Linked DNA regions of Homo sapiens: region 1 is linked to region 2. A link is an interaction called in ENCODE POLR2A ChIA-PET data of the cell type or tissue named here. Cell type or tissue: OCI-LY7. All regions are shown on one strand. Links, peaks and the distances in the headings refer to the core of each region. The heading gives the core; the rest is flanking DNA.

Region 1 (2,917 bases), core at 131-2,630, 57 kb before region 2:
TCTAGAGATACTTTTTTATATTGGGGAGGAAAAGCATTTTCCAAGAACTACAAGGTTTTAGGCATTAATAGAACATACATATACACCCTAGAATATATATCAAGATACATGACAACATTCAAGTTCTAGTACATATGCTTAAAAATTAGCCTCAATACTTAAAATTAAAACTATTACATCACTCCCACAGGCTTTATAGATTATGCAGCCCAATTTACTCATTTTAAAAATAAGAAAAACATACAATTAAACCACTGTTTGGGGGGAAATCAAGGCCAGGTCTTATTTAGTGTTATTTCCTCCACAGCAGTGCTAGTCAAGCTTAACATGAATACACATCACCTGAGTATCTTGTTAAAATGCATATCCTGATTCAATAAAACTGGGATTGAGCTTGAAACTGCATTATTATCAATCCAAGATGATGCCAAAATTGCTGGTCCTCAGGATATATGGACTAACAAGGGTCACTCTATTTCACAAGTGTTTAGGATGTAAGTGTCATTCATTTAATTCTATTTCATGTAGTTTCTAACAATATTAAAATAAAATTTTCAAGGAAGAAAAAAAGTTTTCAAGCTAAACTGTAATGCTCTATTTTTCCTGGGAGACTGCTAATACTGTGATACAACTAACCACTCCAGGGTTGCTATCAAGGGTTTGATATACCAAAGTTCAAAAAAGTCGAGGTACATAAAACAATCTCTACTTAAAAAAGGAAAAAGCTATAGAAATTATTTTAAAATGGCTGGGCGCGGTGGCTCACACCTGTAATCCCAGCACTTTGGGAGGCCAAGGCGGGCGGATCACGAGGTCAGGAGATCGAGACCACAGGGAAACCCCGTCTCTATTAAAAATACAAAAAAAGTAAGCCGGACACGGTGGCAGGCGCCTGTAGTCCCAGATACTCAGGAGGCTGAGGCCGGAGAATGGCGTGGACCCAAGAGGCGGAGCTTGCAGTGAGCCGAGACCGTGCCACTGCACCCCAGCCTGGGCGACAGAGCGAGACTCCGTCTGAAAAAAAAAAAAAATTATTTTAAAACGTTAACATGATATACGGCTAGGATTGAAAACTATCAGCTAGTTTAGCTCTATTAAACTATTAGTCTAGCTCATCCAATCACCTGGGTGAGCTTTTATAACAGTGCTGGGTCTCCCCCACAAGACTATTGCAGCCTGGGATACAAGTATTACAAGTACTGACAAAGACACAAACTTGGACTTCGATAAATTTTTTTTGAAGGAAAAAAACAGCTACTAGTCAAACAGATACTACAAGAAAATATTTTAACTTATAATCTGGTCCTGTAAAACATTAAGAACTTATAAACTCATATTTCTCTCATATAAAATTAGAACTACAATGCAAATTACAAAAACAAAAATTTTAAAGACTCCAGGAAACGACTTATTAACAATTTCAGTTATCAAATATTTTCTCCCTTAGACTTGTCCCTTTCTAGCCAACAACAAAAGACCATCCTAAAATAGACTTTTAAAAATGCTTTAAAGAGGGCAGCTGCAGTGGCTCACGCCTGTAATCCTAGCACTTTGGGAGGCCGAGGTGGGTGGATCACCTGAGGTCAGGCGTTCCAGACCAGCCTGGCCAACATGGTGAAACCCTGTCTCCACTAAAAATACAAAAATTAGCCAGGCGTGGTGCCACACGCCTGTAATCCCAGCTATTTGGGAGGCTGAGGCAGAAGAATCACTTGAACCCCAGAGCCCGGGAGAGGGAGGTTGCAGTGAGACAAGATCCCGCCATTGCACTCCAGCCTCAGTGACAGAACCAGACTCCATCTCAAAAAAAAAAAAAAAAATGCTTTAAAGAGTATATAATACCATTCATCTCCTTCCTTCATTACTATTAAATCAGGAAACAAAGAGTTGTTTTTCCTATAGGATTCACATACTATTTTCCACTTGAAATGTACCCCGTTTCCATAGTAACTACCACTGATGTCACAGAATTTTTGCTGTTCCCACTTAAAGAACACTAAGGCAAAAAATACTTTTATGCATTTATTAAAATAGACGAAGAAAAATGTAAAATGGTTTATAAATGTATAAACTCAAAAGTATTTTTCCCCAAAGTTTGTCATCAAATATTACCCAGTTCTTAAAAGCATACACCTGAATATGTAAGTGTACTTAAAAAAAATACTAAAGTTGGCCGGGCGCGGTGGCTCACGCCTGTAATCCTAGCCCTTTGGGAGGCCGAGGCAGGTGGATCACTTGGGGTCAGGAGTTCAAAACCAGCCTGGCCAATATGGTGAAACCCCGTCTCTACTAAAAATACCAAAAAAATAGCTGGGCGTGGTGGCAGATGCCTGTAATCCCAGCTACTTGGGAGGCTGAGACACGAGAATCACTTGAACCTGGGAGGTAGAGGTTGCAGTGAGATGAGATCGTCGTCCACTGTACTCTAGCCTGGGCAGAGCAAGGCTCCATTTCAAAAAAAAAAAAAAAAAAAAAGAATACTAAAGTAAATTTAAATTTGGTATTTTAAATGACGTTAAAATTTAGGAAGTCAACTTTGTTAGCTAGTCAGGAGATTCTAGAATAAGCGATGGCTCAGGGGATTCTTTTTTTTTTTTTTAAGATTTTGGGTGTTTTGCTTATTTGTTTTGAGATGGGGTCTTGCTCTGATGCCCAGGCTGCAGTACAGTGGCACAATCACAGCTCACTGTGGCCTTGACCCCCAAGGCTCAAGACATCCTCCCATCTCAGCTTTCTGAGTAGCTGGGACCACAGGCATGCACTACCACAGTCAACTAATTTAGTTTTTGTAGAGACCAGGTCTCACTATGTTGCCCAGGCTGGTCTCAAACTCCTGGACTAAAGGGATCCTCCTGCCTCAGCCTCCCCAAAGTGCTGGGATTCCAGGAGTGGGCCACCACACCCAGCCTCGGGGAAC
Region 2 (2,917 bases), core at 307-2,806:
TAGTCAAGAAGATCCCCAAATCCCAGGATCTTGAAAACTTCACCTCCTGAGCTTCATCATACCATCAGCCCACACGCACACTCATTTCTCCGTCTACCCTCACCATTCCTGATCTTGAAGAACTTTCTCCAAGGCCAAGGACAGAGTTCTATAAACAAAGTGGTAAGTGAGAGCGAATATCCACATGCCCCAAACTGGGCCCCTCCCCACACTTGAGAGACCACTAAATGAAATGGCCTTACTGTGTAAAAACCAGGGAGGGATAGGAGATAATGGACAAATAGCAGACCAACTGTAACTTCTGCTCATCTAAGATGATCAGACCAGTAACATAAACAGAAGAGGAATGATTCTATGAGTCCCAACTCCAGGCCCTCAGGCCGTTATTCTCCATAGGCCTTAGAGCACAAATGAGCTGCACATAGCATGTCCTCTGTTATCAAACAGGCCAGCCAAGAGATGGCCTCTCTCAGCTGGCTGAGCTCAGGTACCTTGGAGCTAAAAACATTCACTATCTCGCTGCAGTCTAAAGCTTGGAGCAATTCCTTTTAGTCGATGTACTAGAAGGCAAAGGTCAGGCAGACAATTCTAGGTACCCTCTGTAAGCATTTGGCAGAGATCTCTGAGCATGGACCTGTGCCTAACTGTTCAAGCATAAAGGAAGAGGAGAAAACTAGTCCCAGGCAACAGGCCTCCACATTCTCCATCACTCTTCTGCTCTTCCAGTGGCTCTGAAGTTGGTGGGAGCATTGCGTTGTATCCTGCCCTTCCAGTCTACTATAAATCATATTAGATGGTTCTATGGCCTACTTTGTAGCCCAGTGAAACAGCAAAACCTACCAGGTGTGTATCACCTTATATATTTCCTTGCCTCTGTTCCCCTGTGGATGAAACCGGACTTACCTGAACTAAACAGATTATATTATAAAAACTTCTGGGAAGTCTCAAAAGAGTATTATCATGTTCATTTAAATGATCTTATAGTTGCTACAGACTTTGCTTTTTGAATGCAGAATATGCATTGATTTTTTTCATATCCAAAGCTCTAGGGGTCTCTTTATTAGCATACTTTAACTATTGTGTACTCTAATTAAATGTGAATATAGCCTTAATCTAACTGACTCCCTTGATATTACCCCAATCAGAGATCATGAAACATAGTTATAGCGCCCATGTATTGAGTGTCTACTATGCACAGGTCAGGAAATGTGTCAGGGACTTTACATATGTTATTTTGGTCCACCTTCACAAAGGATTTGTAGAATTAGCTTCAGTTTACAGCTGCTGAATCTAAAATGCAAAAAGGACAAATTACACAAGAGCACAGGTGCAAGTGGCAGAACTCAAATGTACACTCAGCTACGTTCTGGCTCCAAATCCAGTGACATGACATCCTTCTTTGTCTGAGTAGGAACAGTCATAAAAATATTGGAAGGAATTCATGGAGCCTTCTTTAAATAAAAGGCTCATGGTGTCCACAAGATGATCCCACGCTACTCCACCCCAGTGACACCTTGTCTGGGGTGTTGTGAACACTTGTAAAAGCCACATTTTTTTTTTTTTTTTTGACGGAGTCTTGCTCCATCACCCAGGCTGGAGTGTAGTGGCGTGATCTCGGCTCACTGCAACCTCTGCTTCCTGGGTTCAAGTAATTCTCGTGTCTCAGCATCCCTAGTAGCTGGGATTACAGGTGCCTGCCACCACGCCTGGCTAATTTTTTAAATTTTTAGTGGAGACAAGGGTTTCCCATGTTGGCCAGCCTGTACTTGAACTCCTGACCTCAAGTGATTCACCCGCCTCGGCTTCCCAAAGTGCTGGGATTACAGGCATGAGCCACCACGCCTGGCCAAAGCCACAATTTAATACGAATTAATACTGGCAAAGGAAGTTGACAAGACAAAGTGGGTCTGAAAATGCAAGGAACTGTTGAAGAGTAATTAGTTTGTTGGAAAAAAAAGATGGAGAATAGGAGAAACAATCTAACAACTCTCTCAATATTTGAAAAGCTGTAATGTAGTAGAAATGGATTTTGTTCATTCACTCATTCATTCATTTCTCACACATTTCTCAGACACCAAACATGGGCCAGACACTTGCTAGCCATGGGAGAGCAGCTAGAAAGAAGTCAAATGTGCCTGCACAGCATAGCAAGAAAACCAGATGTGAAAAAGCATTGCAAGTGTGATGATTTCTGCAAGGTATAAAAAGGAAGCAAGAAGAAGTCTTTGGTCTTACTCCCTAAAATTCAGTAACACAGAATGACTACTCCTTTTTTTTTTTTTTTTTTTTTAATTTTTGAGACAGAGTTTCACTCTTGTCGCCCAGGCTGGAGTGCAGTGGCACAGTTTTGGCTCACTGCAACCTCTGCTTCCCAGGTTCAAGCGATTCTCCTGCCTCAGACTCCTCAGTAGCTGGGACTACAGGTGCACACCACCACACCTGGCTAATTTTTGTATTTTTATTAGAGACGTGGTTTCATCATGTTTGCCAGGCTGGTCTCCAACTCCTTACCTCAGGTGATCTGCCCACCTCAGCCTCCCAAAGTGTTGGGATTACAGGTGTGAGCCACCACGCCTGGCCTAACACAGAATAACTCTTACTGGGTAGAAATATCAATAGGTAAAAATAAAAGGGAGGCAGATTTCAGGGCAGAGTAAGAAAAGCTGTCCTGAGTCCCCAACAATGAGGTAGGTGTCAGGAAGAAGTGAGTCCCTGGCAGTGGGAGGGTTCCATTGGTGGCTGACTGACCCCCTCCCTGACACATTCCACAAGGGATTCCCTCATAGGAGAGGAGGTTAGCATAAGCACTGTCTACCAGCACAGATGCTGAAGTCCTAGAGTCTTGGACCTCATCTTCGACAGAGTGAACAAAAGTTCTCTGAAAGAAGGGCGTTTTTCAGTAATGCTGTTCAGCTCT

Evidence for each region. Peaks named below come from ENCODE experiments on the same cell type or tissue, not always from the same donor. Only the 100,000 strongest peaks of a DNase experiment are listed, where the experiment ranks them.
Region 1: POLR2A ChIA-PET joins it to region 2 with 10 read pairs; 7 of 35 experiments call an interaction of 5 or more read pairs at or near these places.

The regions. Positions count from the first base shown.
Region 1 is chr2:38,357,675-38,360,591 of GRCh38, forward strand. The region is part of intron 1 of ATL2 (atlastin GTPase 2); the gene reads right to left. Among named protein-coding and RNA genes, the nearest start is that of ATL2, 18 kb to the right of the region's middle. In OCI-LY7, for the core only: no CTCF peak of the experiment used is centred there; no DNase peak of the experiment used is centred there.
Region 2 is chr2:38,414,696-38,417,612 of GRCh38, forward strand. No RefSeq gene overlaps it. Among named protein-coding and RNA genes, the nearest start is that of LINC01883, 15 kb to the right of the region's middle. In OCI-LY7, for the core only: no CTCF peak of the experiment used is centred there; DNase peaks (open chromatin) are centred at 1,276 and 2,146; H3K4me3 peaks cover 1,637 bases; H3K27ac peaks cover 2,500 bases.